Regions from separate parts of the Homo sapiens genome. Here regions 2 and 3 are each linked to region 1. A link is a loop called in an ENCODE intact Hi-C map of the cell type or tissue named here. Cell type or tissue: OCI-LY7. All regions are shown on one strand. Links, peaks and the distances in the headings refer to the core of each region. The heading gives the core; the rest is flanking DNA. Region 1 overlaps SIPA1L3 (signal induced proliferation associated 1 like 3). Region 2 overlaps SIPA1L3 (signal induced proliferation associated 1 like 3). Region 3 overlaps SIPA1L3 (signal induced proliferation associated 1 like 3).

What was found. Hi-C counts contacts between places; a loop is a spot of excess contacts. Peaks named below come from ENCODE experiments on the same cell type or tissue, not always from the same donor. Only the 100,000 strongest peaks of a DNase experiment are listed, where the experiment ranks them.
Region 2: it touches region 1 in a loop (6-fold over the local background); 7 of 110 quality-filtered maps call a loop at or near these places.
Region 3: a loop joins it to region 1, with 6 times the contacts of the local background. A loop is called at or near these places in 3 of 110 quality-filtered maps.

The regions. Positions count from the first base shown.
Region 1 is chr19:37,972,955-37,983,250 of GRCh38, reverse strand. All of the region lies in intron 1 of SIPA1L3 (signal induced proliferation associated 1 like 3), which reads right to left. Among named protein-coding and RNA genes, the nearest start is that of SIPA1L3, 71 kb to the right of the region's middle. RefSeq lists enhancers at 891-1,392, 3,042-3,421, 4,786-4,895, 4,936-5,045 and a silencer at 9,157-9,216. In OCI-LY7, for the core only: no CTCF peak of the experiment used is centred there; DNase peaks (open chromatin) are centred at 3,620, 4,190, 5,040, 5,580 and 1 weaker place; H3K4me3 peaks cover 3,182 bases; H3K27ac peaks cover 5,000 bases.
Region 2 is chr19:37,925,056-37,933,909 of GRCh38, reverse strand. The region is part of intron 1 of SIPA1L3 (signal induced proliferation associated 1 like 3); the gene reads right to left. Among named protein-coding and RNA genes, the nearest start is that of SIPA1L3, 22 kb to the right of the region's middle. RefSeq lists an enhancer at 352-1,014 and a silencer at 7,627-7,696. In OCI-LY7, for the core only: no CTCF peak of the experiment used is centred there; DNase peaks (open chromatin) are centred at 4,249, 5,229, 5,649 and 7,029; H3K4me3 peaks cover 3,595 bases; H3K27ac peaks cover 3,783 bases.
Region 3 is chr19:38,043,733-38,054,028 of GRCh38, reverse strand. All of the region lies in intron 2 of SIPA1L3 (signal induced proliferation associated 1 like 3), which reads right to left. Among named protein-coding and RNA genes, the nearest start is that of SNORD152, 110 kb to the left of the region's middle. RefSeq lists enhancers at 1,171-1,672, 4,409-4,938, 5,592-6,340, 7,209-7,588, 8,319-8,368. In OCI-LY7, for the core only: no CTCF peak of the experiment used is centred there; DNase peaks (open chromatin) are centred at 4,598, 5,418, 5,768, 7,578 and 2 weaker places; H3K4me3 peaks cover 4,121 bases; H3K27ac peaks cover 5,000 bases.

The sequences.
Region 1 (10,296 bases), core at 2,016-7,015:
CCACCCTCCACTGCCTCTCTAGCCCAGATGTGGCATTTGCCCAGAAGATACTGCAAGTTAAGTTCTGTTTAGATGTTAGTTCCATCACATGAGTCATTTATTTATTCATTTGTTCAGACGTGTTTTTAAAACCTACTGCACAGCCAGGATTGGGCCAAGGGAAGTAGATGCAAGGCCCCTGCCCTCCCAACATTTTGCATAGATCAACTAACAAATGAAAAGGCAATTTCAACATGGCCTGGCTGGGATGTCGGGGTAGAGGGGCAAGGGCACCATGGTATGCCTGCCAGAGAACCCTCGACCCCAGGAAGACAACCCAGGGAGGCCACAGGAACCTGTAAGGTGGGTCCTGAATAGCCAGGAGGAGCTAAGGGTGGACAAAGATGCCCCTGCTTGACCCCGTCCCTCTTTCTGGCTGCCACAGGTCACACCGGGAAAGCCCAGGTTGTCCAGCCCCAGCCTCTCTCCCTCCACAGCCACATTCATAAGCACCATTAACTGGGAGAGCCATAAGCCACTATACAGCCCTTGGAGGCCAGGGTCTTCCAAAAGAGTCCATTATGGAGAAAGCTCTGAAGACGTGCATGTGGCCTGCAAAAGCTGGAGCCATTTACATGGCGGGCTTTGATCCAGACGGTAGAGGCTGCCCCTAACTAGCTTTGTGACCTTGGGGAAGTGACATAGCAGCCCTGGGCTTGTCTCCATGTCTGTAATGGACCTAACACTGTCCCACCTCATAGGGCTACTGCGAGGATTACATGAGTTCACTCAAGTAACCGCAACACCAAGCACATGGTGAACGCTGGAAGAACATTACCTATGATTATCTCCAGTACCTTGGCCAGCACTAGGCACACAGTAGGTGCTCCCTGGCCCCAGGGGACGCAGCCATCTGCAAAGATCAAGGACCCAGCCAGAGGGAGGAGATGACCAGGAAGGCCTCTGGGAGCCAATGGAGTGTCCACCAGGCAATCAGACAAGCAGATAAAAGAGACCTGCCCTGAAGAAACTGGTTCTGCCGCCTTTCTCTGGCTGCTCACAGCCCAGTTCCCAGAGCCTGCCTCTCGACTTTGATCTGGGACATTAAATTGTTTCTCTGATCAGACAGATACAATTCGAGAACCTTTACAACTGTGTCCCTCACAGTCTTCCTTCCAGCACTTTATGTTGGGAGTCCGGCTGTTTTGCCACATATCACGGGTGACTTCTTGCAAACTGACCACAACGTGGACATGCGTAAGATGCTGGAGCCAGCCTCTCTGATGGCAAGATAGATTAACGTGCTCACAAATACGTACTGCACACAGCTGTGGTGGTGATATTTATATTCTGTGTGGGAGGCGATTAGGAAAATTCTCCATCTCTCACCCTTCCCTGCAGTTATGGGTGGTCATGTAACTTTCTATGGCCAATGACTCATAAAGGGACTAAAGAGACAATCCTCTCTTCCAGGGCCTCCTTTCCTAAATACTCACGGAGCAACTCTACCCTAACCCTTTGACAGGAAAGGATTTGCGGGAAGGTGTCCTGCAGAAAAGGTGAGGTGGTACAGCTAACGAAGGGCACTGCTGCTGAAATGATGGCGACGCTGCTACCACTGGCACTGCGTCATCTGACAATACTGTACAGCAGAGGCTGTGAAATAATAGGAATAATAATAATTGCCGGCATCTATGGGACCAAGAGGCAAGTATTATCACTTTCATTTGCAAGTGACAAAAATCAAGTACAGAGAGGTTAAGTAACCTGCTCAACACGGACAAGAAGTGGCAGAGCAGGTATTAGAACTCAGGTGATCAAACCAAAACTCTTTTTTTTTTTTTTTTTTGAGACAGGGTCTCCCTCTGTCGCCAGACTGGAGTACAGTGGCACAAGCATAGGTCACTGCAGCCTTGACCTCCTGGGTTCAAGTGATCCTCCCACTTCAGCCTCCTGAGTAGCTGAGACTACAGTCACGTGCCACCACCTGGCTCATTTTTTGTAGAGGTGGGAGTCTTGCTGTATTCTCCAGGCTGGTCTTGAACTCCTGGTCTCAAGCAATCCTTCCGCTTCAGCCTCCCAAAATGCTGGGATTACAGGCATAAGGCACTTCACAGAATCCCCAAACCTTTAATCATGAGCTATACTAACAAAGTATGAGCCCAAACCAGCCCTATAAAAAGAACCAAAGCCATCTCTATCACATCTTGAGCACTCACTATGTGGCCAACTTGGAACTGAGCACGGTGTATGCATTACCCTCCAAACAAAGCCTGTATTTGGCACTACGACTGTGTCTACTGAAAAGATGAGAACTGATGGGATGTGTCCCGTGTCTCATGACTAGAAAGAACTGAGGAGGCAGGAGGAACAGGCCTGAAACCTCCCAGACACCAGGTCACACTTCTTGAGCGCAGCTCACAGGAGAAATTCTTCCATCATTAACCAGCCCCAATAACCCTCTCTCGAGGACATTCTTGGCCTCTCCTTGGTCATATGGAATGACGGCCAAGTGTACTTGGCCACAGAGAAATCAGGGCATGGAAGGAAACAGAGCAGAACCCCACACCCGGGTGAGCTCAGAATTAAAGGCACGGTTCCTCCATTGACCATCAGGCCTTGCTGAACCTTCATGCCTCGACGGGCCCCCTCCTCCCTGGCCTCAGCCTCCCAGGCCTTCCCCCTGCTCTGGAGGGAGCCACGCTCCCCGGAACCTGGAAGCATGCTGTTCACACTGTTCCCTCTGCCTAGAATGCTCTTCCTCATGCTTCCCCCACCCTAAGATACACCTTTCTTTTTTGCCTTATTAACTCCTACCCACCCTTCAGTTTCCACCAGAACACTAAAATAAGAGGATCTCCAGGGCATACTGTTCAGTAAACATTTGCAAAGTGCAGAGCAGAGTACTGAGTAGGCTACCTTTTGTCGAAGGAAGGAGAAGACAAAAATATATATTCATATTTGCTTGTATTGATATAATGATACCTTAGACGGATACCCAAGGGAAAATACAAATCATTACGTAAGGGGAGAAGGAACAAGGTGGGCAGGGAGAGGAGTGGAGGACAGAGACTGCTCACACATCCACATAGAATTGATTTTGAAGCATATAAATGCATGACCTATTTTTTATTTAAGTGCCACAAATAAAAACAAAGTGGGAGTGATGGGGAGAGGGTCAAGGAAGGCCTGTGAGAGCAGGCCTGAATACATCCCTCCACAGGACTGCCCGATACTGTCTGACTCTCCCCACCCACCGGCCTGTGGATTCCTGAGGGCAGGCCTAGACCTGCCCTGGCTCCCAGCCAGCGGCCTGCCACGCAGCCAGGGCCCAAGAAATGCTCAGAGTGAGTGTGCACGCGGAGGCACCAACAGACCCACCGCCAGCCGAACCTGGGCATGCCCACGGCTTGCAGCTGGGCTCTGCTTTTGGGGAGCACAGTTAGCACGCAAGAAAAGTGCTGAGAGCCAACTGTCTCTAACACGCATTACTAAAGGAAAGTGTGTAGTGCAGGGATCAGCAAACTTCTTCTGTAAAGGGCCAAAGAGCAAATATTGTAGGTTTGGGGGGTGGGTCACACTTGTCTCTGTTGCAACCACTCAATTCTGCCATTACAGTGTAAGAACAGCCACAGACAATACACAACCAAATGGGCGGGCCGTGTTCCAATAAATATTTATAGACAGTGAAACCTAAATTTTTTTTTTTTTTTTTGAGACAGAGTCTCGCTCTGTTGCCCAGGCTGGAGTGCAGTGGCACGATCTCGGCTCACTGCAACCTCCGCCTCCCGGGCTCAAGCAATTCTCCTGCCTCAGCCTCCTGAGTAGCTGGGATTACAGGTGTGTGCCATCACGCCCAGCTAATTTTTGTATTTTTTTTTTTTTAGTAGAGATAGGGTTTCACCATGTTGGCCAGGCTGGTCTCAAACTCCTGACCTCAGGAAATCCACCTGCCTCGGCCTCCCAAAGTGCTGGGATTACAGGCGTGAGCCACTGTGCCTGGCGAAACCTAAATTTCATATAGGTTTACGTGGCATGAAATAGTGTTAACTTTTTTTTAACCTTTTAAAAACGTAAAACCCATTTTTAGCTCCCTGGCCATACAAAAACAGGCAGTGAGTTGGATCTCGCCCGCAGGCTACAGGTGGCCACCCTTAATGTTGAGCCCAGCTGCCATGTTTATAGATTTGCTTGTACTCATGACTTCTGAAAGGAGATGTGAGAAACAGGTCACAGTGGCTGCTTCTGTGAAGGGTTTGGGTGTGGAAGGGAAACTGCCTTTTTTTCTGGTTTTGTTTTTGAGACGGGGTCTCTGTCACCCAGGCTGGAGTGCAGTGGTGCGATCACAGCTCACTGCAGCCTCAACCTCCTGGACTCAAGCAGATCCTCCCACCTCAGCCTCCCGAGTGACTGGGACTGTAGCCCTGAGCCACCGTACCCAGCTAATTTTTAAATTTTTTGTAGAGACAGGGTCTCACTATGTTGTCCAGGCTAGTCTGGAACTCCTGGACTCCAGTGATCCTCCCGCCTCAGCCTCCCAAAGTGTTGGGATTATAGGTGTGAGCCACCGTGCCTGGCCTTTTTATTTTTAAATATTGTACTATATGCAAATTAATAAAAATAATATTGTTTTAAACTTAGTACTAGAGAGAGAAAACAGGCTGTGCATGGTATAGAAGGACAAACCCAAGCTTTGGAGCAAGAGACCATGGCCAGAATCCCACCTCAATTTCTCACTTGCTGTGCACACAACAGGCAAGTTATTTTCCCTCTCTGAGCCTCAGCACAATGGGGATCATATACTGGCTTCATGGGCCATTGTGAGGAGTCCATGGGTTAATCCCTTTGCACAGCTCAGGCACCTGGAAAGTGGTGGCTATTATTATCTTTGTTATTAAGAGTCATTCATGGGGAAAAGTCCCTCTCCAAAGGAAGGCCCTAAACATAACTGTGGCTCTGAAACTCCCCTAGAGAGCCCGCCCAGTCCCACGGCCCATCGCCCAACTGTCCACATAATAGATGCCTTGTGACGTGAGGAAGCTCATTTGTATTAGCGACTGCATTCCACAGAGATGCATCCTGGAGCCACGTCTGCACATCCTGTTCAACAGAGAAGGCAGCCAGCTCCCCAACTCTGGGTCTGCCCTCAACTGTCACACCGGACAGGCTGCAGGACCATGCACCTATTAGATAATTTAGTCCCCATTTATTAAACACCTACTGTGTGCATGGACACCCCTCTGAACCTCATCCTGGAGACTAAAGGTACAAACATGGATTTCTTTAAAATAACTAGTGGGATGCTTTTGTTGTGTGTTCCATAAAACTCTTGCACTTCCCTGTGTGTTTATTCATTGAGGAAACATTTACGAAGGACCTCCTAAAGGCCAGGCACTGTTCTAGGCATTTAGTTTTAACCAGGACCCTCAATTTCTGGACTACAGGACCTGTGAGGAGGAGACCGTGCAAATCACTGTCCCTTCTGTGTCTTCTGTGCTCAGCAGAGGCCATGGCACAAAGCAGGGAAGTAACCAACATTTGTTGAGTCCAGTTACTGAGCATGGAGGACACGGGCGCTCTGGACCTGCCTGGAGCCTGGAGTCTCTGCCCCAACTTCTGGTGACAGCAGCCCACTTTTCCTGGGGACAACTGTTTCTCCCTCGTTCCTCCTACTTCTGTGGGGGGGGGCGTGGAGGGGACTGCCAATCATGGGACCTGCCCACCCACCTGATCCAAACTGGGCCAATGGCTTCCTCTTGCTCAGGGATTTCAATTTCAAGCTGCCAATAAAAATAATAATGAGGCCGGGTGAAGTGGCCCATGCCTGTAATCCCAGCACTTTGGGAGGCCAAGGCAGGACCTCAGGATCACCTGAGGTCAGGAGTTCAAGACCAGCCTGGCTAACATGGCAAAACCCTGTCTCTGCTAAAACCACAAAAATTAGCCGGGCATGGTGGTGCGTGCCTGTAGTCCCAGCTACTTGGGAGGCTGAGGCAGAAGAATCGCCTGAACCCAGGAGGTGGAGGTTGCAGTGTGCCAAGACCACACCACTGCACTCCAGCCTGGGCGACAGAGCAAGCCTCCATCTCATAAAAAAAATTTTTTTTAATAAAATAAAAATAATAATGGTAGGCTAGGTGGGTGAGGTGGCTCATGCCTGTACTCCCAGCATTTTGGAAGGCTCAGGTGGGTGGACTGCTTGAGCCCAGGAGTTCAAGACCAGCCTGGGTAACATGGCAAGACCCTGTCTCTATAAAAACATACAAAAAATTAGCCGGGGATGGTGGCACATGCCTATAGTCCCAGCTACTCAGGCGGCTGAGATGGGAGGATCACCTGAACCCAAGAGGTTGAGGCTGCAGTGAGCTGTGTTTGTGCCACTGAACTCTAGCCTAGGTGACAGAGTGAGACCCCATCTCAAAAAAATAATACTAATAGTAATAACCACAGCACTTAATAAAAATAATAGCAGCTAGTATATATCTAGCCACATACTCTACACTACACACTGTTCTAAACACGTCTCAAATATCAACTTACTGAATCCTCAAAGCAACCCTCCGGTTCTCATTCCCATCTTATAGCCGACAAACTGATGCACAGAAAGCTTGAGATGCTTATGAATAAGGAGTGAGGTTGGGATTCTCACCCAGGAGGCGGGCTGCAGTGTCTAAGCTCTTCAATGCAGGGCCCTAAAAAAGTGCCCAAGAATATCCACTGAGAGACACCCCAGAGCTGCTCGACCCTTTTAGGGCCTCAGGGTGCCTGAGTTGATTTCTGTTGCTTGCAACCCAAGAACCTGGATTGATAAAGCAGATCACTTACTGGGTTTCACACTTTCTGCCAGACTGGCCGGCACTGCTTCCCAGTGCTGCAGTGCGGGGGCATCTTACAAATATTTTACAAGTTGGAGTCAGTGATCAGGGCATTCAGGGGCAGCCTGCATCTCCAAGAGCAGCCATCTTTCCACCCCAGGGAGAGAAACCCAATAAGAGACGTACAACAAGACGAAGACCCAAGGAAATCCCCTCCAGGACAACCCTCCCCTGGGGCGCCGTGGGCATGTTTGGTGGAACACTCCTGTGCATAGGTCAGTCAGCATCCCTGGCCCCCACCACTCATTGTGAGACCAACTCCCCATTTCTTTTCTTTCTTTTTTTTTTTTTTAAGACAGAGCCTTGCTCTGTCACCCAGGCAGGAGTGCACTGGTGCAATCTCAGCTCACTGCAATTTCCACCTCCTGGGTTCGAGTGATTCTCGTGCCTCAGCCTCCCAAGTAGCTGAGATTACTGGCGCCCGCCACCACGCATGACTAATTTTTCTATTTTTAGTAGAGATGGGGTTTCACCATGTTGGCCAGGCTGGTCTTGAACTCCTGACCTCAAGTGATCTACCCGCCTCGGCCACCCAAAGTGCTGGGATTACAGGCGTGAGCCACTGCGCCCGGCCAACCCCCCATTTCTGAATGCCTCCTGGGGGTGGTAGCCAGAGGCTGCACCCCTGACTCCCACAACCAAGTCTGTGTCTGGCAGTCCCTGTCAAGCAGTCCTCTAACTTGGATTCTGGCCTGGGTGGGGTGATTTTTTATTAGCCATCTTTAGACCTACAACATACAAATTTTAATTTTAATGACTAATTAAACCTATAGAGCCCTTGCCACAGGCCAGGAGCTGTTCTAAAGTTTTACATATAGTAACTCATTTAATCCACCAGTGACATCCACCAATGAAATGGGCACCATGACCAATATCACTCCCATCTTACAGATGGGGACCCTGAGCCTGGACACACTGTGACGTGCTGGTGGGTGGGGAGCCTCGACTTGCAGCCGTCTCCTCAGAGTTCAGTGGGAGTGAGGACTGGGGTGATGTGTCTAGGGCTTTCCAGTTCCCCCTGGAAGTGCTCTGTTCCCTCTCTGCCACCATTCAGCTCTAGGCTCGGCCTACACGGTGCCTCCTCGGGAAGCCCTCCTTGCCATCCTCCTTCCTGGTCCCCGGGTCAGGCCCTGGGTTCCGCACATTAATATGCTCTCCTCGCTCTCTCTCTGTTTCCTGTTTGGTATGTATCACAGCTGCAGTTGGGACTCTGAAGTTATCTGTTGAATGCCCAAGTCTCTTGCGTCCCCTCCAGGCTGTCAGTTCCACGACGGCCGGGATTTGCTTAACGATGTTCCTGTGTCCAGCAGCCCAGATCTGGAGTCTGGTAGGCACCGTAGAGATTTGCTGAGTAACAAATTAACTACTTTTTTTTGCATTTTTTGTAGAGGTGGGGTTTCACCATGTTAGCCAGGATGGTCTTGATCTCCTGACCTCGTGATCTGCCCGCCTCAGCCTCCCAAAGTGCTGGGATTAAAGGCGTGAGCCACCACACCTGGCCACAAATTAACTACCCTTTATAAATTCATGTTTAAAACTAGGATAAGGGAGAAGGGCTGGCCTAGAATAATGGGGAATGGAGAGATTCCACAAGAGCCACCTGTGTGTCTGATGGTGCTGTTGGGGAAGGGGATGTACCACTGGGTGTTAGAACAGAGGGAGGGGAGGCTGGGATGGCACAATCACGTCAACTCAAAAGTCATCATCAGTAACAAAGATTCACGAAATGAAAGCATGAAGGAAAACACAAACTCCTCTGTCCAGGCTGTCAAGCCTTCTGCTCCTGCATCTCACCCTCTGCCCTCATGACAGTACCGGCTAGAACCAGACTCTCTGTTCAAACCCCACCTCTGCCATGAATCAATACTTTTTTTTTTTTTTTTGAGACACGGTCTCACTCTTGTTCAGGCTGGAGTGTAGTGGCACAATCATGACTTGCTGTTGCAGCCTCAACCTCCCAGGCTCAAGTGATCCTCCCACCTCAGCCTCCTGAGTAGCTGGGACTATAGGCACGTACCACTGTACCTGGCTAATTTTTTTGTAGAGATGGGATCTCACCATGTTGCCTAGGCTGACCTTGAACTCCTGGCTCAAGCAATCCTCCTGCCTCGGCCTCCCAAAGTGTTGGGATTACAGGTGCAAGCCATCATGCCCAGCCACAAATAAGTAACTATATGATCTTGAGGAGGTCGATGAGTCCCTACACATCAGGAAAGTGGGGTATGGCAGGACCCATCTCATAAGGTTGATGAAAACAAATACTGCCAGGCACCCAGGAAGTGCTCAATAAAGTCCAGCTGTTACCAATGTTAGATCAGCATCATGACCCTTCAGCCTTTACAACCAGGACAATGGGGAAGTCACTTTGCCTCTGGGCTGCCCATGTCCTGTTAATTTGCTGCCGGAGGCCTGAGCTGCCCACTCTCTGTTGCTGATCTTCCTGGGACTCCAGGCCAACACATCAATCCCTCTTCTGCCTTGGGTGATCGAGGGTGGAGTCTGACACATAGAATCAAGAGTTCCAATATAGCATCACCATCCAGTCATCTGAGAAGCCAAACCACACATCTTACTGCACAGTAAAAAGGCACAGAGAGGTTGTATCAAATGTTTACCTCTCATAACTTCAACTAGGATCCCCTTACCCCTCACTAAAGGACAAATAATTTAAGCAGAACAGATACCCAGCATTCCACTTCCTAAGCATTTGCTCTGGTGTGAGTGTGGGATGGGGGACAGGCATACGCTACTCCCTCAGGCAGCCTCAGTTCTTCGTCATGCGAGCAGCACTCTCAGAGTGCTGAGAGGCGTTTTAGTGCTTCAAGATGCGCCCCCCTCCCGCTTTTTTTTTTTTTTTTTTTTGGCCAGGCACAGTGGCTCACACCTGTAATCCCAGCACTTTGGGAGACCGAGGTGGGTGGATCACCTGAGGTCGGGAGTTCGAGACCAGCCTGGCCAATATGGTGAAACCCCGTCTCTACTAATATAAAAAATCAGCTGGGCATGGTGGCAGATGCCTGTAACCCAAGCTACTTGGGAGACTGAGGCAGGAGAATCACCTGAACCCAGGAAGCGGAGGTTGCAGTGAGCCAAGATTGCGCCACTGCACTCCAGCCTGGGTGACAGAGCAATACTCTATCTCAAAAAAAAAAAAAAAAAAAGATGCGCTTTTTTTTCATACACCATGGTCCCCAAAGCCAAACTAACTCCTCTGGCAGGTGCTTATGAGAAGAACACGTGTTCTGACCTGGGTGAGAAAGTGGCTGCACAGTGTGTACTGCAGTACAGTATTGACTTCTTGTCCCCCAATACCTATCCTCCCCCCTTTCCTTTAATAACGGAACCCCTATATTTTAGCCAGGCACCTGATTGACTTGAATGAGGACTACATTTCCCAGCCTCCCTTGCAGCTAGCTGTCGCCATGTAACTAATCAGGATCAC
Region 2 (8,854 bases), core at 2,489-7,488, 50 kb after region 1:
TATGGGTGGTATCTTCCACACAGTCTTCTCCACCTAAATGAACCTGACATCCTCTCCACTTACTAGGCCAAGCTTTCCTGTTCCATGCCACAGGCACCCAGGCTGCCCAGATGAGTCACTACCAGGCCTGGGCTGCACAGACTGCAGGGGTTGCAGGACAGGAAGGCAGAGGGCTGGATGCTGCAGGCAGGTGCCAGAGAGCCACTGGGTGACCAGGGGGAGGCATCTGCACATGCCGCCTCACCCACAGCCACAGGTTCCTGGAAAAGCTGACACCCTCCTCAAACCCCAAACGGGGCTGGCCACCCATCCTTGGATCATGTTGCACCTGATATAAATTCATTCATATCACAATTTAGCCCGCATCTACCACGTGCCAGGAACGGTTCTACAAGGATGGACACAAAAGTGCCTGTGCTTCTATGGAGCCTAGAGCTGGGAAGCAGAGCATAGACAAAATATGTCAAGTGGAAGTAAATGCTATGAAGAAAAATAAAGCAAAGAGTAAGGGCGAGGGTGAGGGAGAAGGTGCAATTTAATAAGGAGAGAGGCCTCATGGAGAAGGTGACATCTGAACAGAGACTTGAGGGAAGGAGGGAGGGAGGCGGCGCTGGGGAATTCTAGGGGAAGTGTTGCAGGCAGAGGGAACAGCCAGGGCAAAGTCTCCGAGGGAGGAACAGCAGGAGGCCAGTGCAGCTGGGGTACAGCAAGCAAGCAGCTGAGAGGTCACAGATGAGGTCACACAGGGAAAATGGGGGCCTGGGGTTGGGGAGGGGGGACTTGAGCACCGCTCAGTGCCCAGGCTTGAAGCAGTTTACATAGATGACTCATTGGGCACTGCTGCTAGTTCCCATTTCACAAGAAGAGGAAACTGAGGCCCAGAGAGGAAAGCGGACTCAGGCGAGACCACAGAGCTCATCTACACCAGGCTGGGATCGCCCCCAGCCCCGGCACAGAAGTCTGCATCCAGCAGGAGCTCAACTCACTAAAAGAGTCACCGATTCCTTCTCTTGGGAGAAATGTCCTCCATTTTTCTCAGTCCGTCAACACCCGGCCCACTCTTTCTTCACAGTTAGGAGCAGACAGGTAAACATTTCAGGGAGAAGAGGGGGGAAAAAAAGAGAAAACAAAAAAAGCTAACTGTCTAACTCCGGAGAGGAAGAAACATGATGAACTTTCTCTGCAAGTCACTGCCAAATTTAATGAATATCGCTCACCTGAAAGACTCCCCGAACACGGCTCTGATCACAAAGTGGGCAGGTGGCTGTCAGGGGAGCCCCAGGTGGACTCCTCCTGTCCCTGGTCCTCCCAGGGCGAGGCCACCTGCCTTGGCTCTCCAGGCCGACCTCAGTGGTGCCCGCCCCCAGCCCGCTGTGGGTGCCTGGAATGCGGAAACGGGAACCTGCCGTGCCAGCTCCTAACAGCGACTTATTCAACAGCCGCAGGAACACGCCAGCCAGCCACCGGAGTTCCCCAGGAGATGGCTGGTCGTCGTGAACAGGCGCGTTCCCAAAGAAAGCTGTTTTGCCAACATTCCCTTTGGGGGAGGGAAAGAAAAGGCCTCCTTACTCATCAGACACGTGGTCTGAGGAGTCTGAATGGGCTTGAAAGAAAGCTCAAAGGTAACAAAGGCGGCTCGCCTATTACCTCGGATTCAGGCACAGGCCACCTGTTCACTGACAGAGCCAGGGCTGGACTTGTGCCCACACCGTCCCCTGCCCTGAGCTTGCGCCTGGATGCTTCATTCAGAACCGTACAATCTAAAGGCGGGCTCCTTGGCCCGTGCAGAGGAGGCACTAGCTCACAGAGGCAATGCAGCTTAATGATTAAACACGGTCGCTGGACTCTTCCAGCCAGCTTTGGAAGCACAACTGAACGGCTTTGGCTGGCTAATAATAACAACCACAACCGGAATGCTCACTGCACAAGGCGCTGTTCTAAGTGCTACATATGAATTCTCTCTCCTAACCCTCACAGCGACCCTCTAAGGAGGAACTATCAGCATTCTTATTTTACAGATGAGAAGTTCAACGAATAAGTCATAGGCTGGAGGTCACACAGGAAGAAAGTGCTGGGGTGGGGATCTAACCCAAGCAGAGGAGCTCCAAGGTTCCAGTTTTTACCCACTACTTTATTTATTTATTTTATTTTATTTTGAGACAGAGTCTTGCTCTGTCACCCAGGCTGGATGGAGTGCAGTGATGCGATCTCAGCTCACTGCAACCTCCGCCTTCTGGATTCAAGGGATTCTCCTGCCTCAGCCTCCCAAGTAGCTGGGATTACAGGCGTGCACCATCACACCCAGCTACTTTTTTTTTTATTTTTATTAAAGACGGAGTTTCAACATGTTAGCCACGCTGGTCTTGAACTCTCAACCTCAGGAGGTCCACCTGACTTGGTCTCCCAAAGTGCTGGGATTACAGGCATGAGCCACCGCGGCCGGCCTTAACCACTACTTTAGATCTCCTCTTGTAAGAAGAAGCAGGTGCTCCCACTGGGCCTCAGTTTCCTCATCTATGAAATGGGATGAAGAGTCAGTGAGAGCTTTATTATTATTTTTGTAGAGACAAGGGTCTCACTGTGTTGTCCAGGCTGGTCTTAAACTCCTAGCTTCAAGCGATCCTCCCTCCTCAGCCTCCCAAAGCGCTGGGATTACAGGCATGAGCCACTGTGCCTGGCCAAGTGAGATCTTTATGGTGAGCACTATGCTTGTGGCTCACAAAAATGCTCAACAATCAGCTGCACTTATCACATGCTGCCCTCAGAGTCAGTCAGGTCCACTTTATTCCTTCAAAATACCGAGTAATCAGCTCAGGTCAGAGTTTAAATTCCAGGCAGCTGAAGGAAAAGAAATTAAGAAAGGCTCTTACCATCCTTCTTTTCATCCACACACACAAATGTAAACAATGTCTATTCTGAGTCAGGCACTGGGACACAGTAGTAAACAAAAACCACATAAATCCTGCCCACAGGGAGCTTATAGTCCCCTGTGAATGAACTGGCACAGAATATTCAAAGATTAGCTGATACATATTGTATGAGTGCTGCTTTGGGTCGGGTGCTGTTGGGGGTTGGGGGGGAGGGGTGTCTAAGCATGTCACGTGCTTTGATGCATTCGAATCCTCCCAACAACCTAGGAGGACAGTACCATTACCAGCTCCACCTTACAGATACGGAAACTAAGACATGCAAGGCTAAGTGGCTTGCCCAAAGTAAAACAGGGAGCCCAAGATGGATCAAGAACTTGCACTCAGCAGTCTGGCTCAGAGCCCACACTGCATTCCTCAGCCCTTTGCAATCTCAAAGGGCAATGGCTTTACAGTGTGGCCACGAGCAGTAGCAACAGGTATCCTCAGGAAATTTCAGTCTGCAAAAGGGATGGTCACTCTTCATAGATTTTTTTTGGTAAGGGGGTGCAGGATTATAAAATATTTATTATAAGTCACATTTATGCTGGGCACGGTGGCTCACACCTGTAATCTCAGCACTTTGGGAGGCTGAAGTGGGAGGATCGCTTGAGCCCCAGGAGTTCGAGACCAGCCTGGGCAACAAAGTGAGACCTCGTCTCTATGAATGATTAAAAAATTAGCCAGGCATGGGCTGGGCACGGTGGCTCACGCCTGTAATCCCAGCACTTTGGGAGGCCAAGGTGGGAGGATCATGAGGTCAGGAGATCGAGACTAACACAGTGAAACCCCGTCTCTACTAAAAATACAAAATAGCCGGGTGTGGTGGCGGGCGCCCGTAGTCCCAGCTACTCGGGAGGCTGAGGCAGGAGAATCGCTTGAACCAGGGAGTCAGAGGTTGCAGTGAGCCGAGATCGCGCCACTGCACTCCAGCCTGGGAAACAGAGTGAGACTCCAACTAAAAAAAAAAAAAAAAAATTTGCCAGGCACGGTGGCATGCACCTGTGGTCCCAGCCACATGGGAGGTTGAGGCGGGAGGATTGCTTGAGCCCAGGAGATCAAGGCTGCAGTGAGCCATGATTACACCACTGCACTCTAGCCTGGGTGACAGAACAAGACTGTCTCTAAAAACAACAAACACATACATACATACATAGATACAGACATACATACATAAAAAGTCACATTTAATATGTTAATAGCAGAGGCCACGTTCTTAAGTACTTACCATGCGCTGGCCCCTGGGGGTAAGCACTTGACTGGCATCCTCTCCTTTCATCCAAGAACAGCCCTCAGAGGGGGAAACAGCCTTTGCAAGGAAGGGTAGGAGGAGGGGGGAGGGAGTCAGGAGCAGAGAGATGGGTGAGACCCAGGTGTTTCTGGGCAGAGTGAGTGAGTGCTCTCAAAGACCTCGCACTCTAACCTTCAGACTGCTGCCTCATCACCCAACTCAAGTTTCCCTGAATTGCCAGACAGAATACTTGGTATTCCAACAAGATTCAGAGTTCTTGTGGTACTGGGACTTTGTGCACAGTTTCAAAGGTGGGCATGATTAGAGAACAAAAAGCTAAGTCCTGATTCAGGTAATTACAAAACAAAGCTGGTAAGCACGATGACAAAAATGCATGGGCATTATGCTTTCCCTGTGTTCCACTTATTTCTGCAGCAAAACCAATTGTCTGCCTACCCAATATCCCTCCCCCTTTCCCAGTCCTTTCCTAAATGGTACTCTGATTTCATTCCTGTAGCCACTCTCCTCCCTGTGCTACCTACTTCAGGTAAGGCTGGCCCCGGCTCCAGCCCCAGCCCCAGCCCCAGCCCCAGAGGGTCAATCCTAATTGGCCCTTGGCTGGTTTCTCTGGGCAGGGTCACATATCACCATGCTGGCCAATGAGATATGAGGGAAATCTGGGAGGCAGGGAATCAATGAAAGGTTTCCTCACTCTTAAAGAGATACACAGCAAGTGAGAGATGCCCTCTTTCTGCTGCTGGATGTGGCACTGTCAGTGTGTGCCAACTGGAGCCTTGGCAGTCATCTTGTGGCCATGCAGGGAGCCTAGGGACACAGGAGACACACCATGGATGGCAGAGTGGCTTGAAGGAGAGGGATGGGGTCCCTGCAGGCATTGTGGAACTGCTTAGTCAACTCCTGTGCTGCTGTGCTGCCTACCTACAGGCTTCTTTGTTATATGAGATCATAAATCTCGTTATTTCAGGCCAATTTCATTTGGGCTTCCTATTACAGTAGCTCATGGTTCTCAAAACGTGCTTCCTGGACCAGGGGCACCAGTGTCACCACAAAATGCAAATTCTCAAGCTAGACTTACAGAATCAGGAACTTACAGAATCAGATGGGGCCCAGCAATCTGTGTTTTACCTAGCCCTCTGGGGATTCTGATCCTTGCTAGGGTTTTTTGTTTTTTTTGAGACGGAGTCTCACTCATTCTGTTGCGCAGGCTGGAGTGCAGTGGCATGATCTTGGCTCACTGCAACCTCTCAGAGCCTCCCAGGTTCAAGCAATTCTCCTGCCTCAGCCTCTCGAATAGCTGGGACCACAGGTATGTGCCACCACACCCGGCTAATTTTTGCATTTTTAGTAGAGATGGGGTTTTACCATGTTGCCCAGGCTGGCCTCGAACTCCTGGCCTCAAATGATCCACCTGCCTCGGCCTCCCAGAGTGCTGGGATTACAGATGTGAGCCACCACACCTGGTCTTGCTCGGGTTTGAAAACCACTGCAGTAGCACACAGAGCTTTAGAGTTAAGATACAGCTCTGGAGTCAGACTGCCTGAATCCAAATCACGTCACCATGCTGATACACTGTTGGTGGGAATGTAAATTAGCTCAGCCACTGGGGAAAGCAGTTTGAAGATTCCTCAAAGAACTAAAAATAGAATTACCGTTCGACCCAGCAATCCCATTTCTGGGTATCTACCCAAAGGAAAAGGAACCATTCTACCAAACGACACCTGCACTCCTACGTTCATCGCAGCACTCTTCACGATAGCATGTGAATCAACCCACAAAGCCAGGGAATCAACCCGGATGCCCATCAACAGCGGACTGGACAAAGATAATGTGGTACATATATACCATGGAATACTACACAGCCATTAAACAAGAATGAAATCATGTCTATTGCAGCAACATGGATGTAGCTGGAGGCCATTATCCTAAGTGAATGAATGCACAAACAGAAAACCAAATATCCAATGTTCTTACTTCTAAGTGGGATGCTAAACATTGCGTACACGTACACACACACACACACACACCCCATGTTCTTACAAGTGAGAGCTAAACATTGCATACACACACACACACACACACACACACACACACACACACCCCATGTTCTTATTCTAAGTGGGAGCTAAACATTGCATATACACACACACCCCATGTTCTTACTTCTAAGTGGGAGCTAAACATTGGGTACGTACACACACACACACACACACACACACACACACACACACACGAACAACAGACACTGAGAATTCCAAAAACCAAGAAGGAATGGGGCAAGGGTTGAAAATCTACCTACTGGGGGCTAGGCGCAGTGGCTCACGCCTGTAATCCCAGCACTTTGGGAGACCAAGGTGGGTGGATCACCTGAGGTCAGGAGTTCAAGACCAGCCTGTCCAACAAGGCAAAATCCAATCTCTACTAAAAAATACAAAAAAGTTTAGCCGGGCATGGTTGGTGGAGGCACCTGTAATCCCAGCTACTCGGGAGGCTGAGGTAGGGAGAATTGCTTAAACCCGGGAGGCGGAGGTTGCACTGAGCTGAAATTGCGCCACTACACTCCACCCTGGGTGACAGAGCGAGACTCCATCTCAAAAAAAAAAAAAAAAGGAAAAGAAAATCTACCTATTGGGTACTCTGTTCACTATTTGAGTGACAGGATCTGTACCCCAAACCTCAGCATCACACAATATACTCATGTAACAAACCTTCACATGTACCCTCTGAATCTAAAAAAAAAAAAATCATGCCACCACCTTTTTTTAGCTGCCTGACCTTGAACAAGTTATTCAAATTTAGTTACCTCATCTGCAAAGGGAGAATAATATCTTCCAGGGTTGTCGGGAGGCTTAAAGGAGTGGCTTCATGTGAAGGGCCCGGCACAGTGTCTTGCATGCAGCAGACGCTACATACATTGCCTACTTGCTGCTGCAGTTGTTGCTGCTGATGCTGTTACTACTGTTTGCAGCCAAAGGCTTACCAACTGACACAACTTCCCGACTGAGCTCTTCCAAAGTTGGCGCCATATCTCCTTTAAGGTTATTTCACCCCCACCCGCTCCCACAGGACCGAGGCCAGTGCCCTGGTTCCACAACGACTTGCAAGTCTCCCATCGCTACAGGGAGGTGCACGGCTCCTCAGGCCCCCTCCCCAAGCCTGAGCCACCTGGTCCCCGCAGAGATTCCCACAGACACCTCAAGCTGGGTGCTCTGCCAGCTACTCTGATGGGTGACTGATGCAGAATGCCCACGGGTTCCAGAGAGCACCCCCACCATGTGAGTCACACCAAACACCCAGCAAGAGTCCGCGGGTGCCCCTCCCTCTGGGAGCTGTGATTTCAAAACTGGTGGCACCAAGACGCAGAAAGCCAAAGTGACGAACATCAGAAGCCAGGTGAGGTCCCCGTGGAAAAGGGGCAGCCTCTTGCTGGGCTTAATAGCAAGCCCTGGTTTGAGGCCACAAGTAGGGCAGGGGTTTTCACGCCCTGGTGTTACAGGCACTGTTGGGCCTGTCACTGAAAGAGGATGGTGAGATGCAGGAGGAATCGGGGGAGGACTACCAACCCTCACAGCAAGAAAGGATTGGCCAAATTCCTCATGTTCCTGAAAGGAAGCTGTTAGGCTGAACCTCATAAAATTGCCAATATTCAACCATTCTTGACCCACGAAAGCACAATGTCAGGCAGTCCAACCTAATACAAGACAGGAAACTCACTCAGATAATGTAGTGTCAAGGAACTGGTCACCATCAGGAAACTGGAATTGTGGTGGTCTCTTGGGAAGGGAACTGGGTGCCCTATTTTTGTTGCTTTGGTTCCTTGTACATGTGGTCACTAGTCAAACTTTTCAAAAGTGTAATAAATCGGCCGGGCGCAATGGCTCACGCCTGTAATCCCAGCACTTTGGGAGGCCAAGGAGGGTGGATCACGAGGTCAAGAGTTTGAGACCATCCTGGCCATCATGGTGAAACCCCATCTCTACTAAAAATACAAAAATTAGCTGGGCATGGTGGTGCGTGCCTGTAGTCCCAGCTACTCAGGAGGCTGAGGCAGGAGAATCGCTTGAACCTGGGAGGCGGAGCTTGCAGCGAGCCAAGATTGGGCCATTGCACTCCAGCCTGGCAACAGAGTGAGACTCCGTCTCAAAAAAAAAAAAAAAAAAAAAAGTAATAAATCAATCAACCCTGAAAAATCTTAACCTTCTCAATCAGAGAAAAGACAAACCTGTGCAGGACCCTAAGAGATCTGCAAATATCTCCTCTCTACCCTCATCCCTCCCACTCTCCTGGGCTCATTCCGCTCCAGCCATGTGGGCCTCAATCTTACCAGGCCCCTCACCTCAGGGCCTTTGCACTGGCTGTTCCCACTCCCTCACCTCCTTCAGGTCTGGCCACTTTCCCAAGGAGGCCATCCCTGGCCACCCTTCCCAAAATTTCAACACCCTCCACCTTAACGCAGTCATGTGTTGCATAACACTGTTTCAGTCAACAATGGACCACATTTACAAGGGTGGTCCCACAAGACGACCATGGAGCTGAAAAATTCCTATTGCCTAGTGACATGAGCCACGGGGAGGTCGGAGAGCCATGCATTATTCACCTGTTTGTCGTGGTGTTGGTGTAAATAAACCTACTGTGCTTCCAGTCACGTAAAAGACAATGTAACACATACAATCATGTACAGTACATAATCTTTTTTTTT
Region 3 (10,296 bases), core at 3,204-8,203, 70 kb before region 1:
CAGCTCTGCCGTGTGACCTTGGACAGGTCCCTTAAATCTCTTTGTGCCTCAGTTGCCTCATTTGTATTTGGTTGGTGCAAAAGTAATTGCGGTTTTTGCCATTGCTTTCGATGGCAAAAACCACAATTACTTTTGCACCAACCTCACAAAATGGAAACAAGAAGGCTGGGCGCGGCGGCTCACGCCTGTAATCCCAGCACTGTGGGAGGCCACGGCGAGAGGATCACCTGAGCCCAGGAGTTCGAGACCAGCCTGGGCAAGAAAGTGAGACCCTGTCTCTACCAAAAAATAAAAAATAATAAAAATTAGCTGGGCGTGTTGGCACACGCCTGTGATCCCAGCTACTTGGGAGGCTGAGGTGGGAGGATCGCTTGAGCCCAGGACTGTGAAGCTGCAGTGAGCTGTGATTGCACCACTACACTCCAGCCTGGGTGACACAGCGAGACCCCCATCTCCAAAAAAAAAAAAGTACCTCCTTCATAGGGTGACTGTGAAGATTAAATGAGTTAATATGTAGAGCTCTGAGGGCAGCCTGGCATAGGTGACCACCAGGAAGTGTCCATGGCTATTACTACCACTATTATATGGATTCCTGGTGTGCCACTCCCTAGATGTGTGGCCTTGGCCAAGGTACTTAACTCTCTGGGGTTAACAGTCCATACCTACCTCACAGGATTATTATGAGAATTAACTAAGTGAATAAGTGTAAAGTACTTGAAACAGGTCTGCTTTACAAGAAGGGCCCAGGTCACCTTAGCAATCACGTCGCTTCTGACCGAGGCTTTCTTGTGTAACTGGGCTTCTCTGTCTCCTTTAAACTCTCACATTGGTGTTGAGCTTCCCTGTTTGTGTATCTGGGCACCTTCCATCTCCCCTGGGCTCCCCTCACCTCCGTGAAGCCACCAGCTCCAGGAGGGCACAAAGCACAGCTCCCACCCACACTTGCCTGATGCCAGCTGAGTACAGAGCTGCCCGCTCAATGCCAGCTTGGGCTGCTCAGTGGCACAACATTCCTCTGGCCTCTAGTGTGGCCCAGGATGCTGGTACCTCATGCAGGGGGCTCCCTGAGAATACTCCAGCACCCAGAACTCTCCGGCACGGTGTCCTCAGGAGGGCTTTCCTTAGGGTCAGGGCACAGCCCAGTGCGATGGGCAGGAACAAAAGGCAGTGTCCACTCTGAGTGTGGGAGGGGGAAGCTTGGAGGGGACTCCTCCGGCAGAGGAGGAACTCGGAACCATGTAGGCCCATCCCAGGCAGCAGTGACTGGCTGGTGGCATGCAATGCCCAAAGAGCTGCCTCAGGTTACCCTGGCAACCAAGGGACTTACCTCAGTGCCAGGGATGGTGCCTGTCACTAAATGAGGTGCCCCTGACAGGCCATTAGACCCTCTGGCTTTCTCATCTATCAAATGGGGATCGAGTTCCCTCTTTGATCCATTGCCTGCCCTTTTCCTAGCCTGCTCTGAAACACAGGGAACTACATTTCCCAGGACTGCTGGTGAGGCTCAGCCAACAGGGGCAGTGGCAGAAGCCTGGAAGGTAGAGGTGGTGAGAAGCCAGGTGGTCCTCCCTCCAATGTGGACAGCATCTCACGCGGAGGAGGCCTCCGCCCAACACTGCCCTGGGCTCTGCTAAGGTGCCCTACTCCTTGCGCCCTTCAGCTCTGGTTGCTCATCTAGGGACTGGCCTCTGCCCCTTTTTGGTTTCTCTGCTCCTCCCCAACTTTTTTAACCAAATTCCCTGTATTGAATTCCTTCCGCTAAAATACCTAGAGTGGATTCTGTTTTCCCAACAGATACACCTGCCTTGTCTATGTCTTAGGGGCATCTGAGAATCAAGGGAGAAGACACACCATGGAAAATGAAAAGCACCACAGGATGATTTTATAGAAATGTCCTCCTCTCTTCCACGATGTACAGGCACGCTGTGGGCATGCAGTTTAAAGCTCCCCAAATGAAATGATACAATGTTCGAGATTTGTTTCAAAATGATCCAAAGGCAGAGGAATGGATGAAACAAGACTGGCCATGTGTTGGTCACCAAAGAATCTGGTGACAACTGTGTACATGCAGGCAATATATGCTATTTCTACCCCTGTAAATGCCTGAAATTCCCCATTACTAAAACAACTCAAGTGGGGCGTGGTGGCTCACGCCTGCGATCCCAGCATTTTGGGAGGCCAAGACGGGAACACTACTTGAGACCAGGAGTTCAAGACCAGCCTGGGCAACATAGCAAGACCCTGTCTCTACAAAAAAATTAAAAAGTTAGCAGGTGTGGTGGTGTGTGCCTGTGGTCCCAGCTACTCAGGAGGCTGAGGTGGGAGGATCACTTGAGTTCAGGAGTTCGAGTCTGCAATGAGCTAAGATCGAGCCACTGCACTCCAGCCTGGGCCACAGAGATACCCTGTCTCAAACAAACAAACAAAAAAACCAAACCAAACTAAGAAACAAATCAAAACCAACAGGTCTGTATTCTGTTGGTGGGGATACACCAGGTTCTAGTGGCAGAACCGTCTTTGAGGGCAACTTGTCAGTTCATTACATCAAAACCATGCATATCCCTGGACCCAGCAATTCTGGCTCCAGTAAAAACACTGGCTCAAGAACCCAGAGCTTCTTGGACGAGGCTCCCCACTGCAGCACTACTTGAGAAAGACGAAAAGATGAAACCCAAGAGTCTCTCATTAAAGAATCAGTAAATACATTTTGATATGTCCATATGATACAGGCAGTCATTAAAAAGAAAGAGGGTACATTTAACATGCTAACGTGAGAACATGTCTAGAGATAGTCATCAGAGACAAATGCTAGCTGTGAAGAAAAAGTATTTATCACGTCACATTAAAACCTATGTGCTACCCAGAGGAGAAAACTCTGGTAAATGTAGTGATATCCACAAACATGACTATAGCATTTACCATGTGCCAGGCACTGCTCTAAACACTTTACATATATTTTCTTTTCTTTTTAAGACAGAATCTAGCTCTGTCACCCACGCTGGAGTGCAGTGGCATGATCTTGGCTCACTGCAACCTCCGCCTCCCAGGTTCAAGTGATTCTCCCGCCTCAGCCTCTGGAGTAGCTGGGATTACAGGTGTGTGCCACCACACCGGGCTAACTTTTGTATTTTTTGTAGAGATGGGGTTTCGCCATGTTGCCCAGGCTGGTCTTGAACTCCTGGCCTCAAGTGATCCATCAGCCCCAGCCTCCCAAAGTGCTGAGATTACAAGCATGAGCCACCATGCCCAGCGCACACATCATACTTTTAAAAATTAAAAACTACACACGTGGAAATGAATATACAGCACTCGACTCAAATGTGAAAGAAAGGAGTAGCTCCAAGCCTGCTCTTCGGACAACTTTGACTATATTGTCTCTTGGACGACCCAGGAGAAGCCAGAAATTCCTCCACAGGCAGAGCCATTCTGACGTGCATTGAAAGTGAAAGGATACAACATTTGAAAGTTTAGAAACTTTAAAACAATAATAATGACGGTGATAGTGATAATAATTGCTAATGCTTTCAGATCACATATGTGTTAGGCGCTGTTTTTTTGTTGTTGTTGTTATTGTTGAGACAGTCTCACTCTGTTGGCCAGGCTGGAGTGCAGTGGTGTGATCTTGGCTCACTTCAACCTTTGCCTCCTGGGTTCAAGGGATTCTCCTGCCTCAGCCTCCTGAGTAGCTGGGATTACAGGCATGCGCCACCACGTCGGGCTAATTTTTGCATTTTTAGTGGAGACGGGGTTTCATCATGTTGGCCAGGCTGGTCTCGAACTCACGACGTCAAGTGATCCACCTGCCTCGGCCTCCCAAAGTGTTGGGATTACAGGCGTGAGCCACCATGCCCAGCCAGCACTGTCTTAAATGCTTTACATATATTATCTCATTTAATCCTCAAAATACCTTACAATATAGATACTACTATTATTTCCATTTTATATTTATGGCAGCTCTGAGGCTCAGAGAGGTGAACTAACTTGCTGGGTTACATGGCAGGGTCAGGATTCAAACGCAGGTCACCGGCTCCAGAATTTGCCTTCCAATGCCTGTGCTGACTGGGCCTCTCTTGGAAAGGGGAGCCTGAATTAGGTTAACAGGGGCATGAAGAGGCACTCAGCCAGACTCACCATCAGAGCATTAAAACCCCGGAGACCCCACTTGACACCCTTCGGATTGGTGAAACTGGGAAGCAGGACAACAGCAAAGTGGCGAGAGGTATGGGGAAGCGGGACCCTCCTGTGCTCTCGGGGGAACGCGGGTCAGAGCAGCCTCATAGAGAGCTCAGGAGTTCAAGATCAGCCTGGCCAATGGAGCAAAACCCCAGTTCTACCAAAAGTACAAAAATTAGCTGGGTGTTGTGGCAGGTGCCTTAATCCCACCCCTGGGGAGAGAGAATGCCTATCTCCGGCTGCAACTGACTCCTGGGGGTAAGCCCCATGGGTTCCTAAGGCAAAGGTAGGCGGATGCTCACTTGAAGCATGGTTTGAAGTGGGGTGGAGCTAGGGGCAACCTGGATGCCCAACACCAGGGGACCAGACACGTGAGCCGTGGCAGATGTACAGCATGTACAACTGTTCAGCTGCCAGACGCCATACACTGGACACACATCCAGCAACGTGGCTAGATGGCGAACACATGCTATTTGGTGAAAACCAGAAGAAACCGAAAGAATGAGATACAGAGCTCCAAACCCCGGAAGCTGACTCTTTACTCAAACCTCAATATATATTTTGCAAGGATGTGTGCACAGCTACAGACACACCGGAAATATTTCAGACTGGGGGAAGGAATGAAAGGACCTATAGAGGATGAAGATGGAAAGAGAAACAAAAACCTTCCCAGTGACAAGGGAGGAGACACCCATTTTTTTTCCCCACCATCAGACAAGTAGTCTTTGGCAGCCAGACTCCACTTGCCCCCTGTCCACCCCCCGCTTTTTTTTTGAGATGGGGTCTCGCCCTGTCGCCCAGGCTGGAGTGCAGTGGCGCAATCTCAGCTCACTGCAACCTCCACCTCCTGGGTTCAAGCGATTCTCCTGCCTCAGCCTCACGATAGCTGGGACTACAGGTGTGCACTACCACACCCAGCTAATTTTTGTATTTTTAGTAGACACGGGGTTTCACCGTGTTAGCCAGGATGGTCTCTTGACCTCATGATCTGCCCGCCTCAGCCTCCCAAAGTGCTGGGATTACAGGTGTGAGCCACCGCGCCCAGCCTGCCCCCTTTTTTGGGTGTTAACTGAGGGTGGATGATGCAGGAGGCAGAAATTGGACGCAAGTCACTAAACTTCTTCAAAAGAAAACCACACTTCTTTGTTCTCAAATGCCACAAAATCTGTTGGGCCTGACACGATTTGCTAACTTAGGGAGGGGACTTGGTCAGGGACTGAGCTTGGCAGGCATTAATGGTTGTCTACTCAGTTTCCACTTCTGCTTTTTTCAGCTACTAGACAACAGAACCCAGTTGGTCAAGAGTGATCAGGATGTGGCATTCCTCTAGTAACTTGACCGGCCTGGTTGAGGGGCACGTGACCTCAGCTGGACCAGCTGTAGACTGAGGGGAACCACTTATAACCATCAGTGGGGTGTGTTCTCTCTCTCCTGATGCCTGTGGACAAGGGCAAGTGGCCCTGATTATCACTGGAAGCCATTCTGGAACCAAGAGGCATACAGAGGCCTTTGGAGGCTGAGAACCTGAGTCCCTGACAGACATGCTTGAGCTGCTGATCCTATCCACCTGGTGCCCATCCACCCCTGGGCTTCTAGAACACATCACATGTCTTAACCATTGGCCAGATGGTGCCAGGGTTGTTACTTGCAACTAAAAAGCATCCTGACTGAGAACCACAAAGCAGCCTGCTATCTTTTAATTGTTAAACAAGAGAAAATCTCTGTAGGAGGGAAATGGGGCATTAGAGGCATGAACAGGAAGGGCCAATTCATCCTAGTGTATGGGAAATGTTCACCCAGGCTGCATGTCCCCTGCCCACCCAGAGGCACACGCACGATTCTCTGTGCACGAGAGCTCAGGAAACCCTCTGCAGTGGGTCACTGTTTCCCTCACATCCTTTACCACAGTGGAGTTACCGCCGGTTTCCCATGTTGTATTTCTCCTGATGACGGCAGGGGGTTAATCCCCAGCTGACTGGAGCTGAGGATGAGAGACAGGACCAGAAAGCCCAGCCTGGCACTCCTGCAGCTGCTCTGTTCCTGAATCAAAGGTCGGACTTCAGGATCTGGACTGCCGCTGGGGTCTCTAAAATGACACGTGGTCCGAGGCCCTCCATGAGGAGACCTGGCTGGCTGCGGTGTCACATCCCTCCGTCAGCATCAAGGGAAAGATACCAGTGTGGCAGGGGCGGGCAAAGGAGCGTGCGCTCTGGGGTCAGCCCGGCCCGGGTTCAATCATCGCTCTACCCACAGATCGCCTGTGACTGCCTCTACTATAAAGTGAGTGGCAGGAGGGATCGAGGTCGAAGGAGGAAAAAATAACACAAACCTACCCAGTGAGACATTGTGTCACTGGCCATGTCGGTTCATTCATTCAACAAATATTTACTGAGCAGCTCTTTCGGGCCAGGTCCTGTTCTAGATGCTGGGGATATGGCAATGCACAAGACACAGAATTCCTATGGTCAAACAGGAGCTCACAGGCTATACTATAGGGTGTAGACAGGCAATACACAAGCCCACAAATCCACTGTGATATGTGCCATGAAGAAAATAAACCAGGTGATATGACAGAGAGAGGAATGTGTAGGAGTGTGTGTGAGTGCGTGCGTGTGTGCGTGCGTGTGTGTCGGCGGGGGAGAACAGGCTGGCAGGAAGTATAGCAGAGTGATTATGAAGCCAGATGGTCTGGGTTCAAATCCTGGTTCTGCCACTTCCTACCTGTGTGGCTCACGCAAACAACCCAACTTATCCGTGCCTCAGTTTCCTCATGTGTAAAACTGGATAGTGCCTGCCTCACAGGGTTTTTGGGAGGACTAAGTGGGTCAACACCTATAACATACTTAGCAGTGGGGACCACGCCTGGCTGGGGAGCCCATCCACTTAAGGGTCTCTGGAAGAGCCACTCAACCACCCAGGTGGTGCTGTTAGGCAGCCACAGCTACAAGCCATGTGGGTTTTCTGAGACACGATACACCCAAGTGCTCTCAAAGAGAGCCCCCTCCTGCAGGATCAGAGCCACCTTGCTCTGAGCGGGCAGCTGTGGGTACAGCAGAAGGGACAGCAAAGCCCTCCACTTACTGAGCAACTGACAGACGCCACTCGGGCACAGGAGATGCCGGGTTGCGGGGTCAGAGGAGCTGCTCGGGGGACCTGGGCCCCTCCACACCCGGAAAATCCAGCAGCATCCCCAGGCTGCGGGCGAGATGGCGGATTCATGTGGGCTCTTGCTGGGGGGTTGTGGCACAGGGCCTCCCAAAACTCTCAGCCTATGAAGGAGTCATTTCCTGTGCCATGCCCAGGAGACACAGGTAATCTGGAAACTCCCCTCCCCGGCCACCCTGCCTCTTTCCAGGGCAGGGCCCAGAACAGGGAACCGAGAGAAGCACGTTGATCGGCATGAGGTCAAAGACTCCACCACCACCCCACGGCCCCCGACCTTGAAGCTTTGTGCTGTCATCTGGCCACTCAAAAGAAATAGGGAAATGAGGAGGGGGGACAGGCTGCTGGCAGCGCTGGGCCTGAGAGGAAATGAGGCCATCTTTGCGGGCAGCAGGTGGGGGTCCCTTTTGAGAGGCCTGGAGGTCTATGGAGGAGGCGGGGCTGCTGTGACCTGTTTCTCGGGCCTCCCAGCAGCCTGGGATGGACCAGCAAGCTGCTTCTTTCCTAGAGGCTGATGAGTCGAGAACCAGGGCACCTTCTCGTCTATAGAAAGCTCCTCTCAACCCCGCCGACTGAGTGGCCAGATGACGGCAAAAAGCTTCAAGGAATCACAGTGGTGGAGGCGGCTCTGGAGTCTCTGACGTGACCCTGGAGCGGTACAAACTGTCCTGGGGGAGGAAGAGTGTCAGGACATCAAGGCTTGAAAGTGCACACAGAAGTTTAGAAAGAATTAAATGAAGTTGTATCACTTCTCCCCTGAAAACCCTTCTGTGGCTCCCAGGGGCTGTGGGAAGAAAGTCCAAATCTCCTACCGTGGCTCACCAGACCAGCTGACCCAAGTTTTCCTTCCCGCACTCTGCTCCTCCAACACACCCAGTTCCTCCCCACCTGCGACACCTTGGACCTGCACACAGACTATTCTCCCAGCCAAAATGCCCCAGCCTCCAGCCCACCCCAGGCTAGTTCCTGTTCATCCTCCCCGTCGAGCTTCACAGGTTGCTTCTTCAGAAAAGCCTCCTCTGACACTCCCACGCCCACCCCAGCCTGGAATAAGACCCCCACCTCCTTCCTGCCTGTTATTCTCTCTCAAGGCCCCCTGCACTTTTTCTTTCTTTTTTTCCTGAGACAAGGTCTTGCTCTGTCACCCAGGCTGGAGTGCAGTGGCGTGATCATGGCTCACTGCAGCCTCGACCCCCCGGGCTCAAGCGATCCTCCCACCTTAGCCTCTCGAGTGGCTGTGTACCTTTTCTTTATAGTTTCATTGCCACAGTTAAATTACGTGGCTGAGTGATTATTTGGTATCTTTTTTTTTTTTTGAGACAGAGTCTCACTCTGTCACCCAGGCTGGAGTGCAGTGGCATGATCTCAGCTCACTGCAACCTTCCGCCTCCCGGGTTCAAGTGATTCTTGTGCCTCAGCCTCCCGAGTAGCTGGGATTACAGGCACGCATCACCACACTGGCTACTTTTTGTATTTTTTGTAGAGACGGGGTTTCACCATGTTGGCCAGGCTGGTCTCGAACTCCTGACCTCAAGTGATCTGCCCATCTTGGCTTCCCGAAGTGCTGGGATTACAGGTGTGAGCCACTGCGCCCAGCCTGATTATTTGATATCTATCTCCCCCACTAGGTGGTGAGGGCCATGAAGCCAGAATAATGGTAATGATAGGATTTAACTTGTAACAACAGCTCAAGCCTATCAAACACTGATGATGTTTTACAGCATTATCTCATTGATTCCTGACAACAGCTCCATGAGTCAGTATTATTATTAGACTCATTCTCTAGATGGGGATGCCACGTCAGTCCTGTTGGTGGCACCAGGCACTAAGTAAATGGTCTGGGGGGCGCCCAGATGTCTGGGTTATGTTTCTGATTCTCCTTCCCCATCATCATCTGGGGACAGGAGCCCAGGTCCATAGAACACACTTCTGCCATACTCCACAGTGACGACCCCCAATTCCAAGGGCTCCTCTGCGTTCTAACCTCTCCCCAATCCATGAAGACATTAATTTAACACATTTTTATTGTGCAGCTATTGTGTGCCAGGTGTGGCCTGAACAGAGAGAAAGCAACAAACAACACGTGTAGTCACACCTTCACAGGCCTCAACAAAGCCCCGTCTCTCTTGAACCTGCTCCCTTCAGCCTTTTGTGCCTCCCATCTAGCAATCACCTCGGGCCCTCATCAACCTCCTGCCTCACTGCAGGGGTCCATACTCTCCAGGTCTCCTCCCTCCTCACTGGCACTCCCTCCCCAGCCTCCTTCGCTGATTCCTCGCCGTCTCTCCGCACAGCTTCGCTCTTCCCCATCCACACGGCTCTCCTCGTGATTTCAACACCTCTGTGCTGGGGACCCCTACTTTTCCTTCTCCCCCCTGGACCTCTCTCAACTTCAGGTATGCGTATCCAACTGTCTCCTTGCCATCTCACGCAGCTGTCTGACGGGCACCCAGCACCGAACAGACTCAGCCACGTCTCTGATTCTTCACAAGGCCTTCTGCCACTCCCTGCAAACCCCGACCCTGGGGTCCCTCAATGCAGTATCTTCACCCCTCAGCTGGTGTCCAGGCCCAAACCTCAGGGTCATCCTAGCCCCCTCTCTTTCTCTCACCCCTACATCCAGGCCATCAGTACTCACTGTCAGCTCCACCTTCAAGATATAAATGGGCTCACCCCTCCTTCACACCCCCACAGGCAGGACCATGGACCACAGCAGGAGCTTCTGCCCCAATTTCCTGGCTCTGGCTCCTGCTGCCACACACAGCCAGAGGGACTCTATTAATCTATGGGTCAGATCATGTCCTTCCTCTGCTCAGAACCCTCCCCCTATCCATGTAAGGAAAAGGCCCCAGTCCCTAGCAGACCTCCTGTGGAACTCTCTGACCTCAGCTCCTCCGTGCCCTCTTTTTATCGTAGCCACTGAAGCAGGTGTGTCACGGTATCTCACTGTGATTATCACTC